Regions from separate parts of the Homo sapiens genome. Here region 1 is linked to region 2. A link is a contact called in ENCODE Hi-C or POLR2A ChIA-PET data. All regions are on one chromosome and are shown on one strand. Each heading gives the region's core, a stretch centred on a gene start or an enhancer-like site at or near the end of the contact. The rest is flanking DNA. Distances are from core to core; before and after follow the strand shown.

Region 1 (5,537 bases), core at 510-3,009, 1.9 Mb before region 2:
CCAATTACCAATGCATTTTAACTATCATCGCTTGCCAAAATTAGAGACCCATGAGTGATCGATACAGGTTAGGGATTCTTATCATTTAATCCAATTATGTTCCATTTGTATCAGTTATTTTCAGTCCATTAAAACACTTATTCAAACTCTTGGGTTTTCCCCTATCTTCCTTTTTAAAAGTATTTCCTTCAATATGTTAAATGAATAGAAGAGGCTTTTGCTGAATCCCTGCAAAAACATACTAAATGACTGAGACTAGAGCAAATATACCTCCTGAATTAAAGTACAGAAATAGCCTTCAGAGAGAATAATAGCCTAATAATATAGGAGATGTTGAAGACTGAAAACACTAAGTCTTAGGGCTCTTATACGAAAGGCATGTGGCAGGGAATCTTTGTTTTTCACCGTGAAGGGGAAAAATTCAGATTTTAGGCATAAATATACCTCCATCCTGATGGGAAGGAGACACCAATGGGAGCAAGTTAATAAAATTAAAACCTAAAAAGGACTGGGTAGAAGTGGGGTCAAGATAGGAAAGCCAAACATTCAGGTTTCCTCTGCATTCGCATCAATTATCTGTACGTCAAGTGGTAAAGGCAGCAGCTACGGAAGCTAAGCTAACAGTTATTGCCGGGCGCGGTGGCTCATGCCTGTAATCCCAGCACTTTGGGAGGCCGAGGCGGGCACATCATGAGGTCAGGAGATCGAGACCATCCTGTGAATGGTGAAACTCCGTCTCTACTAAAAATACAAAAAATTAGCCAGGCGTGGTGGCGGGCACCCGTAGTCCCAGCTACTCAGGAGGCTGAGGTGGGAGAATGACGTGAACCCGGGAGCAGAGTTTGCAGTGAGCCAAGATTGCACCACTGCACTCCAGCCTGGGAGACAGAGCGAGACTCCTCTCAAAAAAAAAAAAAAAAAAAAAAACAGTTATTAGAGGTAGTTCAAAGGCCTGGAGGCCAAACTTTGAAAGCAGAGGTGATGAAAGTCTTGGGTACCAGGGATCAAGAGCAAGTCAAGCATCTGAAACACAAAAAGGTCAACGCAGAGGTAAAGAGGACAACAGGATTTCAGTGGCCAAAGTACACATGAATACAGAATTGTGAATGTCATATGGAGCAAAACACTGGCAACAAGAATAAGAATGCAAGAATGTCTGATTTGTGAAAGAATCATGATATGTTATGAAAATTGATACTTTCTGATTTCTTCTATACATCTTACTAATTATAAATTATTCTGAGTTGACCAGTAAATGCAGAAAGTATTTAAACCAGCCAGAGCCCAGGAGTGTTCTGGATACAGGTGAGCTCTGTTGGCATCTGGAACAGAAGAACTGGATGTGGCAGATTGCACCTTCCAAAGATGATCACCATAGTATCTCCTATCTAATACGCTGTTCCGCAATATGACTTTGACATTTCCTCATCAAGAAGTGGAGTCTTATTACCTTACTCTGGGCTTGGCTTTACTGGCTTGTTGAACCAGCAGAATATGACAGAAGTGACACTCCAACCTCTGAAAAGACTGTAAAAACACCTTGCAATTTCTACCTGAGCCTCTTAAAAGGATCACTCTTGGGATGCTGTCTCTGAGGACTGTGGCCATATGAAAGGTCTCAGCCACATGAAAAGGTTATTGGTTGGTGTTCAGGCATGTAGCTCCAGCAGAACTCCTAGGAAACAGTCATCATCAACTGCCAGCCATGCCACATTCCAACTCAACTGAACCTTTAGACGAATGTAGCCCTAGCCTCTATTTGACTTCAACTACAAGAGAGATGCCAAGCTGAGACCAGTTAAGCCACAGAACTGTGAGATATAAAAATAAATTGTTATTTTAAGCCATGTGTTTCAAGGCGGCTTGCTATGTAGCAATAGATAATCAGTACCTAGGGTTACAGGGATGATTTTTTAAATTATCTCTATCTATGGCTAGTAATACTGGGGCCATGACACTTACAGTTATCAACTCCAGCAGACTCAGAAATTCACTCAGCTCCCCTACTCCACCCTTTTTGGTTCTCCAATAAAATGTTTGGTGATGGATGGCTCTGGAAGTTAAATGAGACTTGGTATTACCTGGGAAATTTTGATTTGCAGCAACTCCACAATGACTATTATTGCACATAACTGAGATGTGACTAGAGCCTGGAACAACTGAAAACGCAGAAAAGTCTGTATTATAAGACCAGGGTGGAGAGCAAGTACTGAAGATAACTGAGTGATCACTAAAATACATCAGAGAATCCACACTCTCGTGATAAGTGGCATTTGAAGGGAGAAATTTTCCAGAGAGATAAATGAGACCTTTCTCAATTAATATCAGTACTTGTGTTGCTTGTTATATTGTTGCATTTCCTCCTGAAATATTACAGGCACCAGGCTATTTCACTTACCTCCAAACCTTCAATTGTTTAGTCTCTGTTAATGCAAGGTCATAATGCAGAACACAGATCCTCAGTTTACAGTCAATCCTCAATTATTCAAGGCTTATGGAGTTACAGCGCAGTCCAGTAGATCTCTGCTTAAATATTGGTTTCATTGACATTTGGACACATCTGGAAATTCAGTCTGCTTAATTTTGATTTTGCTGACATCACAACTCAGTTATTTGAACTCTAAATACCTAATCACCTCTAGTGCAAGTTTGAGCTAGATGGACGGCAGGAGAGAAGTAAACATTTATAGATTGTCTTTTGCATTTTACATACATTATCTAATTTAGTCCCCACAGCAATTCAATGAGATATTACTATCCTTATTTCATAGAAAATGAAACTCAGGCTCAGAAAGTTCAACTTAAGTTTGCTTCCTTCCCCATTTTGTTGCTTAACAATATAATTAAGAGAATAGACTCTAGAATCAAACAGACTGGAATTATCTTTTTATCATAATATGTTTTTATTAAAATGAGTTTTTAAATGTATAGTTTATCTGTTTTTATATCTGGCAGTTTCTCTATGATTTAGCTTTCAGAAAAGTCATATTGTTCTCAAATGACCTAGCTTTTACCTTCGTTAACTCAAACCTGCACCCATCTGAAGTGAAACCAGCAACCATTTAACAGCAAACAGTAGCAGCAGCATGCACCAAAAGAGAATGGAAAGTGAAAAGAACACAACAGATCATTTTAAAAGGTACATGCCCTAGAATTTTTTGACAATGTTTGAGCGTGGTTCTCAAAACTACAATTCTATAAGTCAGTGAATGCTGAGTTTTATTTGGAAAGCATGGTCCCACCTTGTATAAAGAGAAAAAGCAGCCCTAGAATAACAGTACCAATTGTAAAGGGCTATTTCATGGCATCAATTAAAGCATGCATGCCATCGGTATAGTCTTTTGCCAAACATGGACCTTCAGTGTGGATACACGAATCTCTGCCAACTTAGCTTCATATTTTACATGAAATATGGATACAACACAGGATAGAAATATAAATGGTCTGCAGTGTGACTTGAAATTTCTGCCTATTAAAGAACTGTGTGTTGGTGACTTATCCATTAACTAAGGGACTTTAACTCCAGGCAAGTTGTTCTAATTCTCTTTTCTTTTCAGTAGTGTGTCAATTGCCTGGTTCTCCACTGACAGCTAAAATTAAACAAAAAAGTGAATTCCGTTCTACAGTGTGACCATCTTATGGGAACACTAGAGGTAAATTTTTTAAAAGTCTGCAATCTCTAATATAATGAAAGCATAAAAGTATTTGCAGGCATCATGTAAGATGCAACAATAGAATGTGGACTGCACTAAATCAGAGAGCACATAGACCATGCTGAAGATTAAGTAATGACTGTACACAAATTAACTTCAGCAGTAATCTTTGAGGAATACATTTCACTGCAGTAATATTAATCTAAAATTAATACATTTCACTGCCTGCATAGGCAGGCAGGAGGGAAAGCAACAAATAAAAGCAAAGATCAAAAGAGAATCTCTGGCAAATAGATATTCTGCAATTTATAAAATGCAAGAGAAAATGAAGGAGCCCAATATTAGGCCTAACCCCTTTTAATCTACATGAAAATGTGAAGAAATTAAAACTGTCTGTAACTGATAACTAACCAGCCAGAATTGTATGTCAATCCACAGAGACAAGTTAAAAACAGGTAAAAACAGCAGATTATTTTATATTGGCAATCAAATATATATGAAAGAAGGAGTAAAATGTTTAAAAAATTGGCAAAAACTACTTAGAAAATAAGATTCCCTGAAGAAAAACTATCAAGGACACATCTAAATACATGTTAGAATGAGCCAATATGGGACAACTTCCCATTATCAACTATTAAGACAAAGGTTCTAGACATGGCTTAAAAGTATTAGCTTTATCTGATGCTCTGACAGTGCAGAGTGATATTGGACCCAAATGTAGGATCTAGAGGATGACAGCTTGAATGTTAGTATCTTGGCTGAATCAGGCTCAGGGTGGAGAGAGTGATGTTAGAACCAGGACTCTTGCAGAGAGCCAGAAACTAGGTCCAAGCAGCCAATTCATGAAACTAAAGAAACTAGAAAGATTCTGTCCCCATGGAGGCAAAGTGTCAAGGAAACTTGCCTTCAGGATGGGAAAATAGAAAGTTGTCTTAAAGCAATTTAGCAACCCATGTTTGCCCTACATGTGGATGTAGAATCAAAGTTACACTTCCTTCATGGGGCAGAAATTTTAAGCCAAGAAACTAGCATAAGAAAACTGGTCTGGAACTGATGAAACATCTATGGAACTGATGAAACATCTACAGTACTGACAGAAGTAAATAATACCACTTTCAAGGGGTGCTTTCAGATCACTGGTGACTCAGACACTGGCAACACAATAGAAACAACAGGGAAAAGATGAACTCACAATAGAAAATTGCAAATTACACAGGGAAATGCATCACCATGAGGAGGAGACAGCATACCAAAAAAAGGGAAAACTTCACAACCTAAAGATTAGGCATGATACAACTATTTGAGTTTATAAACTAAATGTGTTTAAAGTTATGAAAGAAATTAAAAATAGAAATAATAATGAACATCCTAGATATTTCTTGATTTCTGAATTATGTCCTCCGACATTCCTTTGGTAATTTTGGAATAAAGTCTATTTTTGTTTATCTAAAAATTGGGGTAGGAAGGTAGTATACACTACAAAGGACACAAGGGAACGTTTGTGGGTAATGGAACTATTCTATAACTTGATTGATGTGGCATTACAAAACTGTATATGTGTGTCAAAACTCAATGAACCATACACCTAAAAGAGTGAATTTTACCGTGTAAAGTATACCTCAGTGCCTTATACCAAAAAATAAAATAAAATCTCTCCTTTTTCAGGATATCCATAGACAGCAGAGAAAAAATAGCAAAATAGATATTTTGACTCACAGAAAATGAATGTTTGCAAAGATTCACCAAGAAATAAAGTCAACCAAAAAAGCAAAGTCATGGAAAAGAAGTGAGTTCAATTTATATTAAGAATTCATTTATTAAAAGCAGTTATTACCCAAACACCAGGCCCCAAAGGCAGACACTGGTGAGGCAGCCTCACATGGG
Region 2 (5,124 bases), core at 1,884-4,383:
CAGTGTTGCACAGGTAACTATTCTTGTTCTCATTCTGAGAAAATCCATCTATCGGAACTCTATCACATACTCTTTGAGTATAAGCATTGGAGAAGTTCATACAATGTCCATTTGCAATACAAATGGCATGACCATTTGGGTAATGCATTATATTCCTCCCTTTGAACTGTCCATTGAGATGCTGCTGGCTCTCACTACAGGGAAAATGGCTGCTAAGCCCATTGCCGCAATGATCATGATTTAAATTATATTGCTCCATGTTCTTGGGAATCCGTTCTCCTCTCTGGGGCTGCATGCTCTCAGCTGAGTTTTCTTGCTGCTCTTGATTATACATAAAGGTATCCTTGTGAGCTCTGGTCACCATGCCAATCACTTCTTCCTTTGCAAAATCAGAAGATGGAGGAGAAGAGCTTTTGATGTTTTCTTGCTCCAGTTGGGGCTTGGGTCGCAGCTGTTCCTGGGCTGGCAAGGCTGTCTGTTCATGATGTTCTACTAATGTGTCATTTTGCAAGTGACCACTGAACTGGCTGTTCATCATGGTCTTCATTGCACTTTGCATTTCAATTAGCATCCTCTGTTTTTCACGCTTAGGAATACGACCAAACCGAACAGCTATTGAAGAAAAAGATATTTAACGTCTATATTCTAAATAAGACCTGTTTTGTATAAAAGAATAACACAAAATTATCCAACAGTTATGGCCTCTAGTCATACATATAAAGAATGAGTCTACATGTCTCTGGTCCACATTTTTCTAAACTTGCTGGTCTTGATGCACCAAAGGAAGTAGGAGAGGGAGAGAAAATTTTCTATTTTCCCCCCACAACAAAGTTAAGGACATCTACCTCCTAGGTATTTTATAAGCAAAGTCTAAGAAAAGAAATAGGAAATTCGGATGGGTGCAGTAGCTCATGCTTCTAATCACAGCACTTTGGGAGGCTGAGGCAGGTGGACCACCTGAGGTCAGGAATTCGAAACCAGACTAGCCAATATGGTGAAACCCCGTCTCTACTAAAAAAACAAAAACTAGCCAGGTGTGATGGCGGGCGCCTGTAGTCCCAGCTATTCTGGAGACTGAGGCAGGAGAATCGCTTGAACCCAGGAGGCAGAGGTTGCAGTGCGTCGAGATGGTGCCAATGCACTCCAGCCTAGGTGACAGAGCAATACTCCATCTTAAAAAAAAAAAAAAAAAAAAAAAAGAAAGAAAAAGAAAAAAGAAATATGAAATTAGCTAATGAAAACCAGTTTGAAGCAGACCAGTATTACTACACAGCTCCTTACTAACAAAGCTGAGGACTGTTCCCAGCAAGGCATGTGTGATTCAGCTACACACATCCATTACCATTAATGGAATCTGGTAGGTGAAATCATTCCCTGAACACCTGGCCCTTGTCAATTCATTTTTGTAACTTTGCTCTCAAGATCTAACTATGAAATTATCTGCTGTCTTCTTTTCCAGCCTCTTTAAAAAAAAAATCCTTAAAAAAAATTCCACAATCAGTAGAAATGCACTTACTGAAAAATAAACTTGGTAGATTTTAATTAAAACCAGTGAAATAAGTAAAAATGAGATAAGTCATCCTCTATTCTTTTAGAAGCTAGTCTTAGAAGGTGTCTTGTCTCCAATAATCCTATCCATGAGAGAAAGAAAAGCTTCTTTCACAGTCTAGTATTTACACAGAGATAATAAAAATTCAGTATACTTGCCCAGAAAGCCTCGTTAATCTAATTGTAGCCTCTAACATTATTGCTACCAAAAACAAACAACTTAATCATGTTTGATACTTTATCTCTACTCCTCCCTTCACAAATGATTGTCAGTTTTATTCTTTCAGGGCAATCACAATATCCATCAACTATTTTTATAGCATTAGTACTTTTAGCACTATAAAAAAAATTTCAGGGAATTGAAAAAACAAAACATCAATTGCTGAAATCTGTTACTCAAAAAACTCCTGGCCACGCCTGATGGCTCACACCTGTAATCCCAGCGCTTTGGGAGGCCGAGGCAGGTGGATCACTTGAGGTCAGGAGTTCGAGACCAGCCTGGTCAACATGGTGAAACCCCCATCTCTACTAAAAATACAAAAATTAGCCAGGTGTGGTGGCGGGCACCTGTAATCCCAGCTACTCAGGAAGCTGAGGCAGGAGAATCACTTGAACCTGGGAGATAGAGGCTACATTGAGACAGAGTGTCACCGTGTCACCCAGGTTAGAGTGCAGTGGCACGATCTCAACTCAGTGCAACCTCCACCTCCTGGGTTCACGCTATTCTCCTGCCTTAGCCTCCCGAGTAACTGGGATTACAGGTGCATGCCACCACGCTCAGCTAATTTTTTTTTGCATTTTTAGTAGATATGGGGTTTCACCATGGCTGGTCTGGAACTCCTGACCTAAAGTGACCCACACACCTCAGCCTCCCAAAGTGTTGGGATTACGGGCGTGAGCCACCATGCCCGGCCATATAAAAAATGTTTTTAAACTCCATTGGTTTTAGGAAAAAATAAAAAGTAATCAAATTGCACAGAAAAAAAATGGCTCTTTTTAGAAGAAGCAACAACAACAGAAGTTTAGCCAAAAACTGTTTCTGGGATGATAATGCTAAAATACGACTTTAATCAATTTGGTGTCCTGTAAAGCATGAAAATATGTTTTCTGCTTCACCTTAAATACAAGAGGGTCCTTGGTAACCGGTTTATAGCTCTGGTTCATGATGAGGAATAAAAGCCAAGCTCCATACACTTTAGGAACACTCTTTAAACTGGGAACATACCATCTCTTGACATTCCAACAGACAGACACTTTTTGAAGCGACATTGCTGACATCTGTTCCTATTCATTCTCATTATAGAACAGTTTTCATTCTTCAGGCACTTCTTGTACTGGATGTTTTGTTGAATACTTCTCCGAAAGAAACCCTAAGAACAAAGGAAGATTTACTTACCCATTTAAAAACACCCAAATGAACTTCTTATAAACACTGCTCCCATACCTATCTAGTGTATATGACGAACTACAGTCCCAGTATATGACTCACTATCTGGGAAACACTATGTCTTAGGACAGAGGGAAATACAATGTTGACACACAGAATTTAATTTCGATTCTTATTGGTATGAGTAAGCACCTAACACCTACTAACCAAACAAAATTCTTCTTCCCTTCAGAGATTCTTTGTCCTTACCCAAAACACCCCTTGCAACAACCACACTACCCTGTTACCAGACCCTGCCTGCAGTCACATTTTCCATCTCATACTTTTATTCACTACAAATTCCAAAACTCTTGAAGTATGAATGACTGATTCTTTTTTTTTTTTTTTTTTGAGATAGGATCTCGTTCTGTTGCCCAGGCTAGAGTGCAGTGGCATGATCACAGCTCACTGCAGCCCTGACCTCCCTGGCTCAATTTTCCAACCACAGCCTCACAAACAGCTGGGACTACAGGCATGCGCCACCACACCCAGCTAATTTTTGTATTTTTTGTAGAAATGAGGTTTTGCCATGTTGCCTAGGCTGGTCTTGAACTCCAGGGCTCAAGTGATCTGCCAGCCTTGGCCTCCCGAAGTGTTAGACTTACAGGGTGTAAGCCACCACCACTCCGGACCTGATTTTTTGTTTGTTTGTTTGCTTGCTTTCTTGAGACAGACTCTTGCTCTGTAGCCCGGGCTGGAGTGCAGTGGTGCGATCTCAGCTCACTGCAACCTCCACCTCCCAGATTCAAGGGATTCTCCTGCCTCAGCCTCCCCAGTAGCTGGGATTACAGGCACGTGCCACCATACCTGGCTAATTTTTTGTATTTTTAGTAGAGACAGGGTTTCACCATGTTGGCCAGGCTGGTTTTGAACTCCTGACCTCAACTGATCCGCCCACCTTGGCCTCCCAAAGTGCTAGGATTACAGGCACGAGCCACCATGTCCAGGCTTTTTTTTTTTTTTTTTTTTTTTAAAGAGACAGGGTCTTGCTCTGTCACCCAGGCTGGAGTACAATGACGTAATAATAGCTCACCGCAACTTCGAACTCCCGGGCTCAAGCAATCCTTCTGCCTCAGCCTCCCAAGAGCTGGGACTACAGACATGTGCTACCACATCCAGCTTTTTTATTTTTTGTAGAGGTAGGGTCTCCCTATGTTGCCCAGGTGGGTCTCACACTCCACCTCAAGCAATCCTACAGCTTCAGCCTCCCAAAGAGCTAGAATTACAGGCCTGAGCCACTGCACCCAGCCTAAATGACTACTTCTTAAAAAGTGGACTGAGAAATATGTTTGATAGCTATAATCCCCTCACTAGATTGTGGATTACATTAACAGAAGTTGGTCTTTCCAGGATCATTACCTGCTGACAATGGCAAGGCCTACTTATACATGACAGAAATCACTGACTACGTGCCAGCAACAGGTAAGTGTTACACCACACACCAACAGAGTAGCTAACTATCCAAGGAAAGACAGTTCCCAACTAGATGGCTACAAACAGCTGCCTTTACTCCACACACAAACAATTCCAGTACATGTTCTGTGATAGGTCTCCAAAGATCTCCAGTTTCATGGTACCAGGGAGGACAGAAAACTCAAGAATGCAATTACTGAAATTATTTTAAACTGCATTTTCCTTTTATATGACAACTAAACACATTTCCCGAATCTATACTAAGTAGTCATGGGACACAACATTTTTATATTTTATTATTGTGATACTATACACTTGACTTAGATACTACAAGAGCTGAACTAGACATTTTAAGAGTACTGCACAGATGTGTATTTATCAAGAATATGCAATCAGCTCATTCAGTTTGTGCTTTTATTTTCTAGCTATAAAGTAAGAATAATGCCTTCCCCAATATTACTTCACTTTTTTTTTTTTTGAGACGGAATCTGGCTCTGTCGCCCAGGCTTGGAGTGCAGTGGTGCAATCTCAGCTCACTGCAAGCTCCGCCTCCCGGGTTCACGCCATTCTCCTGCCTCAGCCTCCCGAGTAGCTGGGACTACAGGCGCCCACCACTACGTCCGGCTAATTTTTTTTTTTTTGTATTTTTAGTAGAGACAGGGTTTCACTATGTTAGCCAGGATGGTCTCGATCTCCTGACCTCGTGATCCGCCCGCCTCGGCCTCCCAAAGTGCTGG

Evidence for each region. A loop is a pair of places that touch in the nucleus more often than their neighbours do. ChIA-PET counts read pairs that join two places held with the same protein, here RNA polymerase II (POLR2A).
Region 1: a map with no recorded cell type shows a loop between it and region 2 (6-fold over the local background). The contact joins the promoter of LINC00692 here to the enhancer-like site in region 2. A Hi-C loop is called at or near these places in 1 of 37 single-sample maps with no recorded cell type. POLR2A ChIA-PET finds 5 or more read pairs at or near these places in 1 of 52 experiments (activated CD4-positive, alpha-beta T cell).

The regions. Positions count from the first base shown.
Region 1 is chr3:25,869,917-25,875,453 of GRCh38, reverse strand. LINC00692 (long intergenic non-protein coding RNA 692) reads left to right here and starts at 1,759. Exons shown (of 8, transcript NR_034055.1): 1 at 1,759-1,813; 2 at 2,972-3,139; 3 at 3,558-3,653; 4 at 5,319-5,439. LOC124909357 (a long non-coding RNA gene) reads right to left here and starts at 1,676. Exons shown (of 2, transcript XR_007095849.1): 1 at 1,451-1,676.
Region 2 is chr3:23,957,465-23,962,588 of GRCh38, reverse strand. It overlaps NR1D2 (nuclear receptor subfamily 1 group D member 2), which reads right to left. Exons shown (of 8, transcript NM_005126.5): 4 at 2,774-2,918; 5 at 1-612. Among named protein-coding and RNA genes, the nearest start is that of NR1D2, 15 kb to the right of the region's middle. Within about 2 kb of position 3,133, at least 6 of the 41 ENCODE cell types and tissues checked have a DNase peak (open chromatin) inside an H3K27ac peak, as active enhancers do.